2 separate regions of the Homo sapiens genome follow, and region 1 is linked to region 2. A link is a loop called in an ENCODE intact Hi-C map of the cell type or tissue named here. Cell type or tissue: HepG2. All regions are shown on one strand. Each heading gives the region's core, and the rest is flanking DNA. Links, peaks and the distances in the headings are about the cores only.

Evidence for each region. Peaks named below come from ENCODE experiments on the same cell type or tissue, not always from the same donor. Only the 100,000 strongest peaks of a DNase experiment are listed, where the experiment ranks them.
Region 1: it touches region 2 in a loop (8-fold over the local background); 5 of 110 quality-filtered maps call a loop at or near these places.

What each region holds. Positions count from the first base shown.
Region 1 is chr1:75,419,174-75,429,650 of GRCh38, reverse strand. All of the region lies in intron 2 of SLC44A5 (solute carrier family 44 member 5), which reads left to right. Among named protein-coding and RNA genes, the nearest start is that of SLC44A5, 190 kb to the left of the region's middle. In HepG2, for the core only: a CTCF peak has its summit at 5,726; no DNase peak of the experiment used is centred there.
Region 2 is chr1:75,260,725-75,271,201 of GRCh38, reverse strand. The region is part of intron 6 of SLC44A5 (solute carrier family 44 member 5); the gene reads left to right. Among named protein-coding and RNA genes, the nearest start is that of LHX8, 130 kb to the right of the region's middle. In HepG2, for the core only: a CTCF peak has its summit at 5,322 (motif pointing left); a DNase peak (open chromatin) is centred at 5,191.

The DNA of each region.
Region 1 (10,477 bases), core at 1,210-9,209, 160 kb before region 2:
GGCTCTCACCAGAAGCAGATGCTGGCACCATGCTTCTTATACAGCCTGCAGAGCTGTGAGCCAAAATAAACCTCATTTTCTTTATAAATTAGTCTCGGGTATTCCTTTATAGCAACGTAAACAGACCAACACTTATGCCCACAAATATTCTTTGAATGGATCAGTGCTTAGACATCATAGCCCTCACTTGCCCAAGAAAGATGGCTTTCTACTCTTACTTTTGTACATAGTCTTAACACAAAGCTAGTTCATGATAGTGAGGATCCAGATATACTGACCCTGGAGCCTGTTTCTTGGTTTGTTAGAATATATTCCTCCAACAAGAACTTGTAGCACAAGTCGAATAACTTAGAATGTGGCACACATTCATTCAGTACTGCTACCTAGAGGGGCACATTAACGTAGCTTTAGGCTGATGATGATTCCTATTTTCCTGATCTCTCCTAACACAAAAACATTCCAGGTATTCTTTTAGGAAGTAGTTAGTTGTTTAAATATTAGAAATGGTTATTGCTGAAATTGGCAGTGAGTTCAACTGTTGCCAAGCACCAGTTCCATAATCAGAATCCCTAAGGATGGAGCTCAGGCACATGTCCTCTTTAAAACCTACAGGGAGGATGCTGATATTTAACCAGTGTTAAAACACTGCTTATAACTGCATGCAAAATAATGTATTTAGTGACCACCTATATGGTGTATGCTCTTTAAACTATTTGGTATTGTGGAAAGACAAAAAAACTAAGACTCTTACTTCTGGCACTAACTAGCTTTGTGCCTGACACCAGTTATTATATTTATTGCTCCTGGGCCTCAATTTTGTTATATTTAACATGGGGTATTGCGTAGACAATCTCTCAGATTCTTGACAACTCTACTTTGCCATACTCTTATGAGTATAAGCCAAAGTAAAATCAGACACTGGAATGACAGAATTACACAGGTGGTATGTGTATCCTGTATGTGTATTTTTTCCTAAACAAATCTTTCTAAATTGGTGCTTGTACTGGGGATGCCTGTCAGGTTTAGTTTATTATGCTAAATAGTGCCCTCTTGGTGAAGCTAATTTAGCTTCCAAAGTCATGGATTAGCAACTTCCACAATGAGAACATCTGATCGGATCACATTTGCACTCTAAAGCTTCATTTGAGTTAGCAGACATTTCATGAGTTCCAACTGGTATATCAAGCACTGTGCTAAATTCTGAGATTCAAAAATTAATAGGACGTACTCCCTGTCCTTGAGTTGCTAACAAGGATAATTGATGGACAAATACAGAGGCAGTAAGCAGGATGATTGCCTATAATGGAAAAATAATTTTATTCTTTACTGGTATTATCCCACTCTAGGTATTTCTGAGGATGCTAGTCACTTGAATAGGAAATATTATTTAATTGAAATATCCAGATAATTGCCATGCTTTCTGCATTAGTCAGGATACACTACATTATGCTTTAGTAACAACACTCCCCCAAAATGTCAGTTGCTTAAAACAACAGAGGTTTATTTCTTGCTCATGTAACATACCCATCTCAGGGCAGCAAAGGAACTCTGCTAATTTTATTCACTCCAGCCCTCCAGTCTCCACCATATCAAACATTCCTCCTTGCCGTACTCGAGGGAAGTGAGCACTCTGGAGAATCTCACACTGCCTGTTAAATACACTAATGTATGTGACTGGTTCATTGGCCAGACCTAGAAACATGGCTCCATCCAACCACAAGGAAGATAAGAAGCACCATGTGCTATAGGGAAAGAGAATTTTATTTGACTAATCATACACATGACTGTCATGCATTCCTGAGTAGGCACAATTTGAGAATATAATAAAAACAAACATTTCAATGGCTTTTTAATAAGGGTTAGGTACTGTCTTAATCATTTTATGTGTAAAATATCTAATCCTCACAACGACATTTTTATTATTCTCATTTTAAAGATAAGAAATAGAGGCACAAAAGATTAACTAACTCATCCAAAATCCCATCACAGCCTGGGATTTAATCCTAGGCAGTCTGGCTGCAGAGTCCATGCTCTTAACCACTAAACTGTATTGTTATATCTGTATCAGTCATAAATAATGTGATTTCCTTGAGACATGATTAATTAATGGCACATTTTCTAGGAAAATTCTGAGTGTACAGGCATATCAGAGGTGTGAAATATAATTGTTGCTAGTATTTTGTAAGCCTACAGAAATAGAAGTGGCCCAATCCTGAGGACATTTATTATAGCAGGCATTTTTCTATTTTGGTATGCTTTGGAATTTCAATGCATGACTGGTATCCCTATGGCAAGCTCTAATTTAGACTGATTTGTTTAGGAGAAATAAATGATAGCTTATTTATAGAAATCAAAATGCAATCTGACTTTAAAACATATTTGCCCAAAAATTAATGAAGGTAGCATGTAGGGCTGTTAACTTTTAATGATGAGAAATAATGAGGATGCAAAACCAAGCTGAGAGAATCTCGCTGTGGTGTAGAGGGGTCCCCTGAACAATTCTGCAAGCCTCATGCATCAAGTCAAGGTGATGGGGGACAAGCAGCAGGATCTGACCCTGGTTGTCTTAAGCAGCAAATGGATTTATTAAATGGAACCTGAGTAGCCGGCAGGGCTGCTGGGGATGCTGGAAAATGAGCCCCAAAAAGAGGCAGAACCAAGTGGTGCTGGGATCCTAGAAACACAGCCAATATCATGAGCACCCATCTGGCGAAGCGCCGCTGCACCAGCGCTGAAAGATGGACGCTGCAGCTTGTCCCGCTGGCAAGGATGCTGCCACTGCACCTGGAAGCTCCATACCGCTGCTGCTATCAGTGCCGCTAGAATAGATTCTCTTCTCTCCCTGCTTCTTTGTGCCCTGGATCCACATTCAAAGTCGTGAGTGGCTTCAGCTGTTTGGCCAGGCCTAAGGCAGGTGCCCATGCTCTAGTTACCAAAGAGCTTAGGAAAGTGAGTCAGCCTCCTTTTTAAGTTTTACAGTGGGAGGTAGACTCTTACTTCTTCACATATGGAGAATTATCCAAATCTAGAAAGGGCATTCAGATTCTGAACAGCCAAAATAATTTTTTTAGGAAGACAAATGTTCACTGTAACTGGTTAGATGTGTCTTTCTGCAGTGTCATTTTGTGTGATTAGTCGGGAAACCATATCCTTGTTTCCTTGTCTATTGTGTTGCTTTCTTTCATATTAACTGTAGCTTTTAAAGAGGACATGTGCCTGAGCTCCATCCTTAGGGATTCTGATTATGGAACTGGTGCTTGGAAACAGTTGGACTCACTGCCAATTTCAGCAATAACCATTTCTAATATTTAAACAACTAACTACTTCCTAAAAGAACACCTGGAATGATTTTGTGTTAGGAGAGATCAGGAATGACTTTCAGAATCATATTTTCCCACCGTAAATTAACTAAATCCTGCTACGGTTTGGCTTGGCTTCTAAATTTTGTAAGAACCTACCTAGTTCCTCTCCTCCCCTGTGTAACCCTATCTTAATCAACTATTTCTCACAATCTTTCATTGTTCATTTTTCAGCGTTTCTTTTTTTGGCAGAAATGTGGTCAGTAGGTTTTAGTGTATTGGACATCCTTGGGTAAATCCTGTAACACCTCTGACACCTTCACTTCCTTTGAACCCTCAGGCATCATTCTCTAGAGACAAATAAAACCAGATGGAGGTGAAAGCATGAGAAAACTCACCTGAAGAAAAAGCGTTTTAAAATGTTACCTTTCTCACCTGAGAAAAAGGGCACTGAAAGGGAGGAAGGGAGGGCTGGATTGTTTGAGAGTGCTGACGGCTAAACCTGTCCTGGAGTAGCCTCCCTCTGGTATTTTCTGTGCAAGGCGATTCTGATGTTCTGCAGTGTTGGTAGAACCGTGAGTTCTGCGGCTAAGAAGGGCCCATAGCATGGCATGTTCAAGGGGGACCTAACTTGACCTCTCCAAATAATTCAGAATACAGCATTGTTATTACTGGAGGAATCCATGTAGGGGCTGCCACTACCCATGGTCTTTACTCTCTAGTAGATTGACTAGGACACACTTGGTACATCTAAAATAAGTTTCTTAATTAAGTTGGCCTGTCTATTTGACAGCCTTTGGGTTCTCAAGAAGATAATCGTCTGTGCAGCCTCTTTCTTTTCCACTAGGCTGTGGTCCCTTGATTGCTGACAGTGTTCCTCTAAAATGCAATGCTTCTGCAAGTTTACAGACTTCGGGACTTCACAGCTTTATCGACCATCTGCCACTTTCACACAATTAGTTTTGGCCTTTCTCTCTGATTTTAATTGTTCCATTTTACAAAGCTCTTTACTATTCATAAATCTTTTATCACTCAGTTAATCAACCACCCAATGCTTAATTAAGTTCCTAACATGTGCCTAACATAGTGCTGAGTACCTGTAGGAATATGCAAAGACCATGGCTTTGTTATTCCCCACACTGGGGCTGCACTTGCACAATACTTGGCTCCTTTTGCTGTACCTCTTGTTTCACCTTCTACCTGGTTAGTACATTAAATTTCCTGTTTAGTGTTAACTTTTGAACAACTTGTGCTTAAAGAGCTACAATAAATGAAGATAACATTTTAACAACCTGGAAAAAGAAGGTGAAATATTTATTTTTTAAATGAACCTAATGGAGCAGTGCTATTATTTTAAATGCTTCCTACCACCAAAGTGTTCCTATTGTTGGGAAATGTATTTAGTATTTTTTCTGAATTGCTTGAACTTTTCAAATGAATTGTTTGTATATGTTTTTGTTATTTGATGAGTTGGGGAATACAGTTGGCTCACTAAATTCTTCACTTTTCATGTTCTTTATAAGAAGAAATTATATTGAGATACTGTAACGTAAATCCTGTTCCTTGCAATTTGATTGCAGAGAATGCATTGTTTGAAAAAAAAACTCTTGACATTTTGATATTTCATCTTTCATCTTCTTAGGTGTCCAATCCCAAAGCAAACCTCACAAAATCAGACATCATTTTTTGGCTGACTTGTCATTTCACTATTATTAGAACTCTTGCTCTTACAAGGGACTTTATTATTAGAAGTTATGATAATGTATCAGGTATTTAAAACTACTTTAGAGAGGCCGAGGCGGGCAGATCACTTGAGGTCAGGAGTTCAAGACCAGCCTGGTCAACGTGGTGAAACCTGGCTCTACTAAAAATAGAAAAATTAGCCAGGCGCAGTGGCACGTGCCTGTAGTCCCAACTACTTGGGAAGCTGAGGCTGGAGAATTGCTTGAACCTGGGAAGTGGAGGTTGCAGTGAGCTGAGATCATGCCACTGCACTCCAGCCTGGGTGACAGAGCGAGACTCCATCTCAAAAAACAAAACAAACAAACAAACAAACAAAACTACCTTAGAGAAAACTTTAAAAACTTGGAGAGGAAGCTCAAGGGGGTGGGGTGTGTAGGCAGATCTTTGTTAATCTATTAACGTATAGCTTTAGACTGAGAGTCATCGGTTCTATATGGTTACAATTATATTATACAGTCCTCTTTAGAAACAAAAGCCTCTGCAGGCTGAGCACAAATTAATTATCCACAATCTTTAAGCAATGAACTGTATTAAAATCCTGTGTTCTGTGAGGTAGTCCTAAATATTTGGAATGCATGATTAATTCCAGCGGTGGAAAGAAAGTGATACATACTAATGCCAAATTCAAATTCTCCGGAGGCATAGGGGCATCCAGCAAAGCAACACCCTTTCTAACCACTTGATGGTGTCTTTTCTGCTTATACCCTGAGCAACAAACCATAGGAAACTAATGGTGTTTTAAATGGAAAACAGCAGTTGATTAGGATGGGTTAATAGGTTCTTGGCAAAATTTCAACTTAATGGGTATGCAAGTGTATCTGTGTGTGCTCAGCAAGGCCTGTCCCAGGCCATCTAATGGTGTCACTCAGTACTATAAATTTACTTTGACAGCTAGTAAACAGATAAGTGCGTCCTGGGAGCAGGGAGTATGGAGCTGCTCGCAATTTCCAAAAGACGCAAGGCAAATAGAGCCAGGCACATATTAACGTAGCAAACATTTAACTTTTCTGCTTCTCCAATCTTTAATAGAACGATAGTAAAATAGCAAAATATGATGCGAAAGCTTCATTTCTTAAAATCCTTAAATCATAGACTCTAGTTAGGAATTTAAGGTCAAAATAAAAATACATTGATAAAAATATATACTTTAGGGGAAATAACCAAGGGCCAAGCAATAGTTTAAAGATATCAGCTTTCTTGTTCTGTGTTAGATCAATATTTCTGTTGGCTACAGCTGAGTTGATAGAAGATTCATATAACGAGCAGACAACCATCTAATCTAATTTCACCAGCCATAGGAAACTGCAGTATGATATGTTTATATTTCATTGTTTGCTGAGGAAGCTTGACCTTACTAAGCAGGTTGCTAAGCGTTGTTTCACGGTGTATGTATGAAATTGCCATATGTGTGAGAAATTGCTATAGGTATTCATTCCGTAGAGAGTACTATAGCTTTCTGTTCTTTTTCAGGCAACCAAAATAACACTGCCTACCCCAGAGAATGCTTTTCTTCCAATCCTTGCAACAAAGGCATTTGAGAGATGAATCAGGATTTAATGTCAATAAATGGAACTAGCTTAAGCCTTGGGAATTTTGAGAGCAGAGAAAATGGAAGACTTTACTATTTTATTTTTTGTTTGTTTGTTTCAAATTAGCACATAAAGACAACAGGAAGAGAAGAGGTCTGGCTTCTGTTAAGTCTGAGTCTCTACTATTAGCACCAACCTAATAGAAAGCAGCTATGGGTAGTGGAAAGTGCAATAGACCTAGAGTCAAAATCTAGGCCCAAGTTCCAGTTTGGCCATTTAACCATTGGTCCTCCTGGAAAGATTCACATAACCCCTCTGGGCCAGTTTTCTTGACAGCAAACGGAACAGATAAGGGTTCCTTCATGCAATCAAGGTTTTTTGCAACTGCCAAGTATTCTAGGAGCTTCTTAACATGTAAAACTTGCTGCACATTCCAAATCCCTATTTTTGACATTCCCATTTCTATTGGTAATATAAATATGTCCCTCAGTCAAAACATCTGTAATCGCTACTGTTGTGTATGGTATCAGTTGGTGCAGGATACCGATTATTTACCTAAACTAAATAAACTAAAGTTTACTTTCTAAGTTTTTATCTACACAAATATTTTGAGGTGAAACAAAACTAGCTCATCATAAGGCAATTATGTTTTCATTTATTTGTTGCCAATTATTCACTGCGGACTTGTAAGTCCAAAACACTGTGCTATGCACTCTGGGAAACTGGATAAGGCTATGAATAAGAGTCTCTTCCGGCCTCCTATGATCTTGCAGCCTAGTGAAATGTCCAGATGTGTCCATAACTAGCCTGATAGAAATCATATCTCTTAGAAGAACTATTAGATGACTCTAACCTGGAGGCTTCAATGCTCATTAGTATTCACTCCAGAAAGGGCGTTTGCTTTTCCATGTGTGCCTTTTTCAAAGGGCATTTCATGTCCAAATTTTACATCACATCAGTCTGGGTGAAAAAGCACAGCCTCTTAAGCACACGTGCACACACACACACACCAGTGGTTTTAACAAGTATTTCTTGAGTTCAGTAATTTTATTGAATATCTGAGAGGGGTCACAAGTATGACCATTTTATACAATCACAGCCCACTCCTCAAATTCCTCTCCTTGTCACATGAATAGCAGTCCCAGGACAATTCTTGATATATGGACCACACTTCAAACACTTCACCAAAGTACTTTTTTTTTTTTTCAAAAAAGTAACAGATTTCTTCTAAAGATTTCTGGTGAATAAAATTTTCACCTTATTCCATAAGCTTTTATGAATTGTAAGTTTGTATTATATAACAAAAGCTTTTTTCCACCTACATGTTTCTCCTTCCTCTATTATGTGTTTTTCCCCTTAGCAGTGCAGCAATGAGCTAGTGACATATATAAAACGAACAGCCAGCAATTAGCTCTTTGAGAGCTGTATGCAAAATGGTGATCTTAATGAAAGAAGAGGAAAGCCTTAGCAAATTTCTCAGACTATTAGGGCACCATTGAGGACAATTCTGAAACAGTGTCTCTATGCATTCAGCAAAATGAGCCATAGCACACCACAGTGCAGTGGGTCATTGACAATCCCTTCATGTTGAAAGAAAAAATAAAATAAGAGGATTAACTGGGCTGCCATTTATTCATTTTTTTGCACATATGGCTTATGGCCTACATAAAAATCTCTAACTAGTCAGTATCTTTCTCTGTATAGAAAAAGCAACAACTCCTTTTATTCCTCCTCAAGTTTGCAGTCTTCAGGCGAAATAGGGTGTCTTTAAAATAATGGTGGCTTTTTAGCACCTGCAGGGTTCCTAGTCCTAGATTGGCTGTAGATGTCACATTCTATCTATGTTAATTAAAATAATATAACATGATTTTAGGTATATTTTTATACATACTAACAGTATGTATAAAATTGTTCCCATTTTTCAAGCTATTTTATGGTAAATAATTGTTGTGCTTTGAAAGGGCAAAATTTGAAGTGGACCATATTATAATATATTTGAAAACAATCCTGTGAGAAAGACACAACTATTTCCCCCTCTGAAACAGTAGTTATATTATATTCCAAAGAGATTATTTCCTAGGTGTCTAAATGCTTGCTATTTTCATTTTTGTGACATCTGTGTTCTAATGGCTATTTATTCTATAGCCATTATCAAGTATGGAAGTATCAGGAAAGAAACTTCTAAGGCCTTGGTATTTTGAGAGATACTCTTAACTGTGGGACATAAACGTTTTCACTTGACAGAGAGTAATAGATGAAAGTAAAGTAATTTTGGCCTTTGATATGAAAATTTTTTTTATAAACCAGTCTCTACAATTATTGAGTTATCGTAATTATTAAGAAAATAATGTGGTCAATGTATCAACAAAAAAGTATTTCTCTTATTGAGTGAAGAAAACTTTACATTCCACAATAATCTGAAAACATATAGGCTCTACTCAAAGCACTCAAAACCTAAGAAATTGAGGAATTTATATTGAATAGTCAGTCCCAGAATTTGTGTTTCTATGAACAGCAGATAGTTGTTTCTTGCTTTTTCAAAATTTATGTAAATTTACAAGCTCTGCCTTTTAATTAGTATTTAGACAATTTACTTTTAATCTAATTATCAGTGGAGTTGGGTTTCAAACCCAGCATCTTGCTGTTCATTCATTAATTTGTCCTATCTGTTCTGCGTTCCTTTGTTCCTCTTTTCTTTCCTTCTTTTTGAATGAGCATTTTTTATTATTGTACTTTATCTACACCAATAATTTAATAGCTATACTTTGTTTTATTTTTTACCAATTGTCTTAGTCCACTTGGGCTGCTGTTAACAAACTACCATAGACTGGGTAGCTTATAAACAACAGAAATTTAGTTCTCACAGTTCTGGAGGCTGAGAAGTCTAAGATTAAGGCACCAACAGATTTGGTGTCTGGTGAGGGCCTGTTTCCTCGTTTATAGATAGGTCTTCTCACTGTGTTTTCATAGGGTAGAAGGGATGAGCCATTTCTCCTGGGCCTCTCTTAGAAGGACACTAATCTCATTCATGAAGGCTCTGCCCCCATGAACTATCACCTCCCAAAGGCCTTATCTCCTAATTCCATCATCTTGGGAGTTAAGATTTTAACATATGAATTTTAGCAGGACACAAAATTCACACCATAGCAATGGTTGCTCTAGGGTTCACAGCAGACACGTCTTTAACTTACCAGTTTACATTCAAGTAATATTATACCACTCCATGTATAGTATAAGAATCTCCTGTCCTGGATCTAATTATTGTTGCACATTTAAATTAAATGTGTTATAAACTTCACAATACATTTATATTGTTTTTGCTTTAAATAGCCTATTAGGATTTGAAGAGATTAAAACTGACAAAATTGTATTTATATTTACCTATGTATTTATCATTTCTGATGCTCTTAATTCCTTTGTGTAGATTCAACTTTCTATCTGGTATGATTCTCTTTCTGACAGAGAACTTATTTTAACATTACCATATAGATCTGATAATGAATTCTCTCACTTTTTGCTGTTCTGAAATAAGTCTTTATTTCATCTTCATTTTTGAAAGTTTTTTTTTCCTGGTACAGAATTTCACACGAACAGTCCTTTTTTTTTTTCTCTCTCTTTAGCACTTTAAAGATGTCATTCATTGTCTTAGTTTTCTGATGAGCAGTCTACCGTCATTCATTCTTATCTTTCTTTCTCTGTATATATGTCTTTCTCTGGCTACTTTTAAGATTTTACTTTCTGTTTTGCTGTTTTTCATCAATTTGATTATATTGTTCCTTGGTGTGGTTGACTTCATGTTTATCCTGCCTGGGGTTTGATGAAATTCTTGGCTTTGTGTGTTTATCATTTTATTCCAATTTAAAAAAAAATTATCCATTATTTTTTCAAATATTTTTCTGCCCTTCT
Region 2 (10,477 bases), core at 1,094-9,093:
CAGAAATTTAAGGAGAGGGGCAAATTCCTAATCATGTCAGGGTAAATTTATAGGGGACTAGTTGACTCCTCATTGCCTGTTAGAGATGACTGGGCTAAATTTTGATCCAGGGAGGTAATTCTTTTAACTTCAGTAACTCAGAAAATTCTAGACATTGCCCACAAAACCTTTGCAACCTTCACACTGTGAAGGACAAAGAGAGCACCAAGTGGTAAAAGAAACCATACAAATCTCTCAATCTCTAGTTCTTTAAGACAGTTTGTTTTTAAAAGGGCATTTGTAACAAGAAGTTTTCCAGACATAAGCCAATGATCCACTTATGTCAAACAAAAATGTGACAGCACAAATTTCAGTACATAATGATCTTTCAAAGATAGGCTTCGCTTAATACAAACATGTTCATTAAAGTATTATTCAAAATAATAATATATTGGAAACTACACAGATACTCAACAATATGTGAATGATAGTAAATTATGGCCCATCAATTTAATGAAATAGAATGGAACCACTGAAAATCATGTATATATGTTCAACAGTTGATTCTGTTGATTTTCCCTTACAGTTTCTGGGGTCTGGGTTATCATTGCCTTCCTCGCCCTGAAAATAACATTCTCCAATATTTCTCTAGTATTTTGATGGCTTCCTTCTTATATTTAAATTTCTAATTCCCTAGAAATTTATTTTTGTATATAGACTGAAGTGGAAATCAAACTATTTTCCCAAATTGTTGAGTTAATTATTTCAGAATCGTTTGTTGAATAATATACCCATTTCCTCTCTGATTTCTAAAACAATTACTAAATAATAAATTTATATATTTGTTTCTGAATCCTGTAACCTGCTCTAATGTACATTTTTAAGTCTCATGATTGTTTTAATTCTTATGATAAATGTGTATTAATTTAAAATTTTAATAAGTTACTCTAAATTATATTTGGACTTTCAGCAGTAAAATATTTACAAAAATGCAAGATTTTAGTCAATATTAAAAGTTTTTTAAGCATAAGTTTTATTGTATAAAATGGTGTATTAGTCCATTTTCACACTGGTGATAAAGACATACCTGAGACTGGGTAATATGTAAAGAAAAAGGGGCTTAATGGACTCACAGTTCCACGTGGTTGGGGAGGCCTCACAATCATGGCAGAAGGCAAAAGGCACGTCTTACACGGTGGCAGACAAGACAGAATGAGAACCAAGTGAAAGGGGTTTCCCCTTATGAAACCATCAGCTCTTGTGAGACTTATTCACTAACAGAACTGCATGGGAGAAACTGCCCCCACCATTCAATTATCTCCCACGGGTTCCCTCCCACAACATGTGGGAATTATGGGAGCTATAATTCAAGATGACATTTAGGTGGGGATACAGCCAAACCATATCAAATGGTATCAAGGGAAAATATTGGAGTAAATATATCATGATAGTAACATTATTATAACAATGTGAAACTATCATAAAACCAGACAGAAAGAAATCCTATTAAAAATATAAATTTTGAATGTGATAAAGATGGATTTCAAGTCAGTAGCAGAAAGATGATTATTAAATAAATAGTATTGAATTAACTGAAATACCATTCATAAAAATAAAATAAAATTGGATGTTTATCTCATATCTTATACCAAAATAAACACTAAAGCATTGATGATTTTGTATATAAAATATAAAACCATAGAAGTAACAGAAGAAAATGCAAGGGTATATTTATAGAATTATGGGGTTAAGAAAACTTTTCTAAAGATAACACCAAAAGCAGAAAATAGAAATTTTGAAGAATTTCAACACATAAATACACCTTAACTCATTGGAAACAAAGTTGAAAGATAAATGGAAATCTAGGAAAAACAAATATTTTCAACATATATATCTGACCAAATGTATCAACACCTTTTTTATATGAGCTGTTCTTCAAAATCAAAAAGAAAAAAAGATCATCCTATATGAAAGTAGGTAAAAGTCATAAACAGGAAATAATATAATGGCCAATAATGATAGAAATATAGTTCAACTACAGTTAAAAAAAGAATTGCAAATTAATTAAAATATTATTTTTGTCTTATAGGTTGTCAAGTAAATTTTAAAATATTAAAATTTCCGGTGTTGGCCAGAGTGAGGAGAAAAAATCGCCTCATTTTCTACTGGCAGTAGTGTAATTTGATATTTATCAGATTTTATAAAATATTTATCAAACATATAGGTTCTTTTTGATTCAGCAGTTTTCATCCTAGAAACTCATCTAGTGGAAATTTGCATAGATTTCCTAACGTTATAGGCACTATGTAATAGTAATAATAAAATGGAAACAACCTAAATGTTTCTCAATAGGAGATTGATTAAATGAATTACGGTATAGTCAATTATAAAATACCATTTAATCATTAATTATTGGGTAGAGATATATTTATTGGCAAGGAAATGTGCTCATGATATATTGTTAATTCAAGAAATGAAGTTATTAAAATGGCATGTGTAGTATAATTTCATTTTGTTGGTATGTTTGTACACTTGTATACTCTATATTCACATATATGAAAACATATGCAAGAAAAAAGTCTGAACGGATATACATATGCTTACAGTAATTATTTTCAATTATGGGATTATATTTTTATTTTCATTCTCATATTTCTGAGCCCCTATTATATCCCAGACAGTTTTCTAAAGGCTGAGGTTATAGTAAAAACAAATGAACAAGCTACCTGCCCTCATGAAGCCTACGTTTAAGTTAAAGGGAGATTCTCAATAAAAATGTAAATAACAAGATAGCTTCAAATAGTGATCAATGCTATGAAGAAAAAAAACAAAGCAGATGGCCTAACAGAGAATGACTGGTGTGCAATGGGAGGTAGTTACCTTGTGGTTACGGGGTGAGGGAAGCACTCTCATGAGGAGGTGACTTCTGAACTGAGATGTGAAGACCAGGAAGACACCAGCCTTTCAAAAGCCCTGGGAAGAGCACTCAAGCCAGAGGCAATAAGTGCAAAGGTCCTGAGGCATGAGTGACCCTATGATACACCAGGACTAGCACTAGAAGGAAGCCAAGAGGCCAAAACGTAGCCGATAAAGAGGGTGGTGGAATGAGGAGATGTCTGAGAAACAGGTAGAAGTCATATTTTCTGTGTCCTATGGACTCTGATAAAGTATTTGGATTATTTATAAGTGCAGAGAAGGACATAGAAAGGTGTTCCAACAAGAGTGACCGAATCCATTTAACATTTTAAAAAGAACATTCTTGCTGCTTCCTTATACCTTCTTGAGCTGTTTCAATGGTTCACAATAAGCATGTATGCAGAAAAATATTAAGCTTTTTTTCATTTAAAAATTAGGCCAGCTAGGGTGGCTCATGCCTGTAATCCTAGCCCTTTGGGAAGCCGAGGCGAGCCAATCACTTGAGCCCAGAAGTTCAAGACTGGCCTGGGCAACATGGTGAAAGCCTGTCCCTACAAAAAAATAAAAATAAAAATAAAAAAATTTTAAAAAATTAGCTGAGCATGATGGAGTGCCTGTAGTCCCAGCTATCAGGAGGCTGAGATGGGAGGATGGCTTGAGCCCAGGAGGTGGAGGTTGCAGTGAACTGAGATTGCACCACTGCACTCCAGCCTGGGCAACAGAGCCAGACCTTGTTTGAATTTAAAAAAATAAAAATAAAAATAAATATAATGGCAGATATCCTTATAGAATCATGACAGAAAATTGAGTATTTTTATTTTCTTGTATGTTTATGTGCATTGCAAGTTTCTACCAAAAATGTGTATCACTTTTATATTCCTACCGAATTTTCCAAAATTAAATAATTTAAAAAAGAAGTAAATATGCTGAGACAATAGATTGTCTTCATAATTAAAGCCCCTTTAAAAGAAAAAAAAACCAGATAAACATTTTCTCAAAAGAATATGTACCCTGGAGTCAAATTCTGACTTTACCTCTAGCATTGACCCATGGCATGGAACACAACCTACCTCAGTCTTTATTTCCTGATAATGAAGCAAAAATTAAATGAGAGAACAGTCATGTAGGAGAAGCATGCATTGGCCTTCTAAAAGCACTTTCATGTTGTTGAGGTCCTCCAATGGGCCAGTCACTATGCAATATACTAGAGCAAATAAGGCACAGATTTCTTCTTCAAGAGTCTCTTGGTCTTCAGAGATAAAGTCAAGAAAGCTATGGATTCGATCTATTGTGTTCGGCGCAGTGTGCTATTTTAAGTCTAAAATATAGTGCTGACAATCTCATCTGAAGCAGCCGCACGCACCGTCACCATTCCTCTTCCTAGTCTCTGGCACAAGATCTTGATTTACTGTCTTAGATACTTATCACTGCCTGAATTTATCCTGGTTATTAATTGGTTAGCTTCATTTATCTTCCCGGGCTGGGCCCAAAGTTCTTTGAGATCAGGGCCATTCTCTGTCTTTTTCACTGTCATATCTTCAGAACCTACAGCATTGTCTGGCATTACAATATGTGCTCAGTAAATTCATTGTTAAATGAATGAGAAAAAAGGGGTAACACAGATAAGAATGATTTGCTCCCAAAGTGGAGGTCAGCTTAAAGATCTGATCAGGTCCTCAACAACACTGCTAAGTGAGTCTGACTATTATTACTATTATTTGGAAATTTAGAAAACTAAAATTCAGAAAGGTTAAAATACTTGTTAAGGTTCAACTGTCTATTAAATGGCAAAGGTAGCACATTCTAACCCTAAGTCTTAAGCTGTTTAGGTTACACACAGACAGTTGCAGTGAACTTGGCTTTCCATTTTACTTGTTTAACCCAGGCCTAAAAATCTTAAACATAGCATAGCTTGTAAAAGTATCATTACATGTTTTAAACACCACAAATAAATGTGTGTGTGTGTGTGTGTGTGTGTGTGTGTGTGTATTTCTATGCCAAAATGAAATGCATCTATGTTAGGATGTGTAAGAAATTTAGGCAGCTCTAAAATGGGGAAACTTACCTGTTAGACTTTAACAATTGTCATGATGTATTTAAGCAATCCTTTGATTCCCAACTCTGGAAGACATTCCTTAATAACCGAGCCTAAAGTCCATGTTTAGAGGTGGTGTGATATTTGAGATGTGGCTTTTGGCCTTTTGTGCTTTATCTAACCAAAAAGACTCTAGGAGAAACACCAGGGGTTTTTACGGTGTCCAAAGAGATGAAACAGCGACTTCAAAGGAAAACGGAGTGCTTTGTTGTTGTGTGTAACTTTCTCTGCCTCTTGAGCTCTGGGAAAGTTGCTCATGACACTTAGGTACAGACCTTTTCTTTGAGATTTCCACAAAAAAAGAGAACGTGATTGATTTTTGATGCCACCTACTGGCTACTACAAAAACTTCAGCTTGTAAAGGTTGTGCCGAAATTACTTTGAACATTGTCTGATGTAGCACCATTACCAAGACTGAAATACCTGGCCCCATGAGGTTAAGATAAGGAAACAAGAAAGATTAAGAGGACAATGCTCTTCTATTTAAGATTTTTTAAAACTGATATGTAATATGTAATATTTGTACCTATCTATGGGGTGCATGTGATATTTTGTTACATGCATAAAATGTGTAATATTCAAGTCAGGGTATTTAGTGTATTCATCACCTAAGTATTTATCATTTCTATGTGTTAAGAACATTTCAAGTCCCATCTCCTAGCTGCTTTGAAATGTACAGTACATTGTTGCTACCTATAGTCATCTTTCCATGCTATGGAACATTAAAATGTATTCCTTCTATCTAATTCTATGTTTGTACCCATTAACCATTAACCCATTAACCAGCCTCTCTTCACTCCCCAGCCCCTGCCCCAGTTGCATATGCTTTCAGTTTGCTAGTATTCTGTTGAGAATTTTTGCATCTATGTTTATCAGGGATATTGCCCCATAGTGTTTTTTTGTTTGTTTGTTTTTATGTCCTTGTTTGGTTTTGGTATCAAAGTAATGCTGGCCTCACAGAATGACTTATAAAGAATTATCTCCTCTCCAATTTTCTGGAATAGTTTGAAGAGAAGTGGTTTTAATTCTTCTCTGTAAGTCTGGTAAAATTCAGCAGTGAAACCATCTGGTCCTGAACTTTTCTTTGTTTGGAAACTTTGTATCACTGATCCAATCTCATTATTTGTTATTGGTCTGTTTGGTTTTTCTATTTCTTGATTCAACCTTGGTAGGTTATATGTGTCCATGAATTTATCCATTTTTCTAGTTTGTTGGTGTACAGTTTTTCATAACAGTCTCTGATAGCGTTTTTCATTTCTGTGGTATCAGTTGTAATGTCTCCTCTTTTATTTTTGATTTTATTTATTTGGGTCTTCTCTCTTTTTTTCTTGGTTAGCCTAGCTAGCAGTTTATCAGTTTTATTTTTTTCAATAAAAACTTTGTTTTGTTAATTGTTTCCATTGTTTTTTAATCTCTATTTTGTTCTCTTCTCATTTTTATTTATTTACTTCTACTAATTTTGTGTTGGTTTGTTCTTGCTTTTCTAGTTCCTTGAGGTGCATTGTTAGATTGTCTTCGTACTTTTATGATGTAGGTCATTACTGCCATAAATTTTCCTCTTAGCACTGCTTTTTCTCTATTCCATCAGTTTTGATACATTGTGTTTTGGTTTTCCTTTGTTTGAAAAAAATTTTAAATTTCCTCCTAATTTCTTTCTTGACCTAACGGTCATTCAGAAGCATGTTATTTAATTTCCATTTATTTATAGTTTCCCAAGCTCTTCTCATTATTGATTTCTAATTGTATTCTATTGTGGTCTAAGAAGAAACTTGATATGATTTTAATTTTTTATAATCACACAAGTTGTCCTTGAGTGGCAGCTGCAAACAGAATAATCTTTCTCAGGGAACTGTAAACGTGTGGCAGCCCTGCCACTGGGCACATGGGGATCAATGCCAATGGCTTGCACTTTGGCCTTGGTGAGAGCAGCCAGCAGCAGCACATGGCTGCAGGTAGGGGATGTCAATGGGGCTCCAGGGATGTGGAGACACAAGGGTTGTTGAGCCCTAGGACAGGATGCAGTACAGTAGGTTCCAGGCTCTGAAAATGGTGCCTTGCTATTCCTTTTTTTTTTTTTTTTTTTAAATACTTTAAGTGATGGGATACATGTGCAGAACATGCAGGTTTGTTACATAGGTATACACGTGCCATGGTGGTTTGCTGTACCTATCAACCTGTCGTCTACACTAGGTATTTCTCCTAATGCTATCCCTCCCCTAAGCCGCAACCCCCCAACAGGCCCCAGTGTGTGATGTTCCCCTCCCTGTGTCCATGTGTGCTCATTGTTCAACTCCCACTTATGAGTGAGAACATGCTATGTTTGGTTTTCTGTTCTTGTTTTAGTTTGCTGAGAATGATGGTTTCCAGCTTCATCCATGTCCACACAAAGGACATGAGCTCATCCTTTTTTATGGCTGCATAGTAGTCCATGGTGTATATGTACTACATTTTCTTTATCCAGTCTATCACTGATGGGCATTTGGGTGGGTTCCAAGTCTTTGTTACTGTGAACAGTGCTGCAATAAACATACGTGTGTATGTGTCTTTATAGTAGAATGATTTATAATCCTTTGGGTATATACCCAGTAATGGGATTGCTGGGTCAAATGGTATTTCTAGTTCTAGATCCTTGAGGAATCACCACACTGCCTTCCACAAGGGTTGAACTAATTTACACTCCTACCAACAGTGTAAAAGCATTCCTATTTCTCCACATCCTCTCCAGCATCTGTTGTTTCCTGACTTTTTAATGACCATCATTCTAACTGGCATGAGATGGTATCTCATTGTGGTTTTGATTTTATTTGTCTAATGACCAGTGATGATGAGCTTTTTTTCATATGTTTGTTGGCTGCATAAATGTCTTCTTCTAAGAAGTGTCTGTTCATATCCTTCAGCCACTTTTTGATGGTGTTGTTTGTTTTTATCTTGTAAATTTGTTTAAGTTATTTGTAGATTCTGGATATTAGCCATTTGTCAGATGGGTAGATTGCAAAAATTTTCTCCCATTCTGTCGGTTGCTTGTTCACTCTGATGTTAATTTCTTTTGCTGTGCCAAAGTTCTTTAGTTTAATTAGACCCCATTTGTCAATTTTGGCTTTTGTTGCCATTGCTTTCATGTTTTAGTCATGAAGTCCTTGCCTATGCCTATGTCCTAAATGGTATTGCCTAAGTTTTTGTCTAGGGTTTTTTATGGTTTAAGGTCTTATTTTTAAGTCGTTAATCCATATTGAGTTACTTTTTGTATAAGGTAAAGAAGGGATCCAGTTTCAGCTTTCTGCATATGGCTAGCCAGTTTTCCCAACACCATTTATTAAATTGGGAATTCTTTCCAGATTGCTTGTTTTTGTCAGGTTTGTCAAAGATCAGATGGTTGTAGATATGTGACGTTATTTCTGAGGCCTTTGTTCTGTTCCATTGGTCTATATATCTGTTTTGGTACTAGTACCATGCTGTTTTTATTACTGTAGCCTTGTAGTATAGTTTGAAGTCAGGTAGTGTGATGCCTCCAGCTTTGTTCTTTTGGCTTAGGATTGTCTTGGCAATGCGGGCTCTTTTTTGGTTCCATATGAACTTTTAAGTAGTTTTTTCCAATTCTATGAAGAAAGTCAGTGGTAGCTTGATGGGGATAGCATTGAATCTATAAATTACTTTGGGAAATATGGCATTTTCACAATATTGTTTCTTCCTATCCATAAGCATGAAATATTTTTCCATTTGTTTATGTCCTCTCTTACTTCCTTGAACAGTGGTTTGTAGTTCTCCTCGAAGAGATGCTTCACATCCCTTGTAAGTTGGATTCCTAGGTATTTTATTCTCTTTGTAGCAATTGTGAATGGGAGTTCACTGATAGTTTTGCTCTCTATTTGTTCTTGGTGTATAGGAATGCTTGTGCTTTTTGCACATTGATTTTGTATCCTGAGACTTTGCTGAAGTTGTTTATCAGCTTAAGAAGATTTGGGGCTGAGATGATGGGGTTTTCTAAATATACAATCATGTCATCTGCAAACAGAGACAATTTGACTTCCTCTTTTCATACTTGAATACCCATTGTTTATTTCTCTTTCTTGATTGCCCTGGCCAGAACTTCTAATACTGTGAAGGAGTGGTGAGAGAGGGCATCCTTGTGTTGTGCCGGTTTTCAAAGGGATTGTTTCCAGTTTTTGCCCTTTCAGTATGATACTGGCTGTGGGTTTGTCATGAATAGCTCTTATTTTGAGATACGTTCCATCAATACCTAGTTTAAAGAGAATTTTTAGCATGAAGGGCTGTTGAATTTTGTCGAAGGCCTTTTCTTCATCTATTGAGATAATCATGTGGTTTTTGGTCATTGGTTGTTATGCGATGGATTACATTTATTGTTTTGCATCCCTGGGATGAAGCTGACTTGCTCGTGGTGGATAAGCTTTTTGATGTGCTGCAGGACTCAGTTTGCCAGTATTTTATTGAGGATTTTCGCATCCATGTTCATCAGGGATATTGGCCTGAAATTTCTGTTGTTGTGTCTCTGCCAGGTTTTGGCATTAGGATGATGCTGGCTTCATAAAATGATTTAGGGAGGATTCCCTCTTTTTCTATTGTTTGAAATAGTTTCAGAAGGAGTGGTACCAGTTCTTCTTTGTACCTCTGGTGGAATTTGGCTGTGAATCCATCTGGTCCTGGACTTTTCTTAGTTGGTAGGCTATTAATTGCTGCCTCAATTTCAGAACTTGTTACTGGTCTATTCCAGGATTCAACTTCTCCCTGGTTTAGTCTTGGGAGGGTGTATGTGTCCAGGAAGTTATCCATTTCTTCTAGATTTTCTAGTTTCTTTGAGTAGAGGTGTTTACAGTATTCTCTGGTGGTAGTTTGTATTTCTGTGGGATCGGTGGTGATATCCCCTTTATCATTTTTTATTGGGTCTATTTGATTCTTCTCTCTTTTCTTCTTTATTACTCTCGCTAGCTGACTATTTTGTTCATCATTTCAAAAAACCAGATCCTGGATTCATTGATTTTTTGAAGAGTTTTTTGTGTCTCTGTGCCCTTCCGTTCTGCTCTGATCTTAGTAATTTCTTGCTTTCTGCTAGCTTTTGAATTTGTTTGCTCTTGCTTCTCTAGTTCTTTTAAATGTGATGTTAGTGTCGATTTTAGATCTTTCCTGCTTTATCTTGTGGGCATTTGGTGCTATAAATGTCCCTCTACAGACTGCTTTAAATGTGTCCCAGAGATTCTGGTATGGTGTGTCTTTGTTCTCATTGGTTTCAAAGAACATCTATATTTCTGCCTTCATTTCAATATTTACCCAGTAGTCATTCAGGAGCATGTTGTCTACTTTCCATGTACTTCTGCAGTTTTGAGTGAGTTTCTTAGTCCTGAGTTCTAATTTGATTGCACTGTGGTCTGAGAGACTGTTTGTTATGATTTCTGTTCTTTTGCATTTGCTGAGGAGTGTTTTACTTCCAGTTATGTGGTCAATTTTAGAATAAGTGTAATGTGGTGCTGAGAA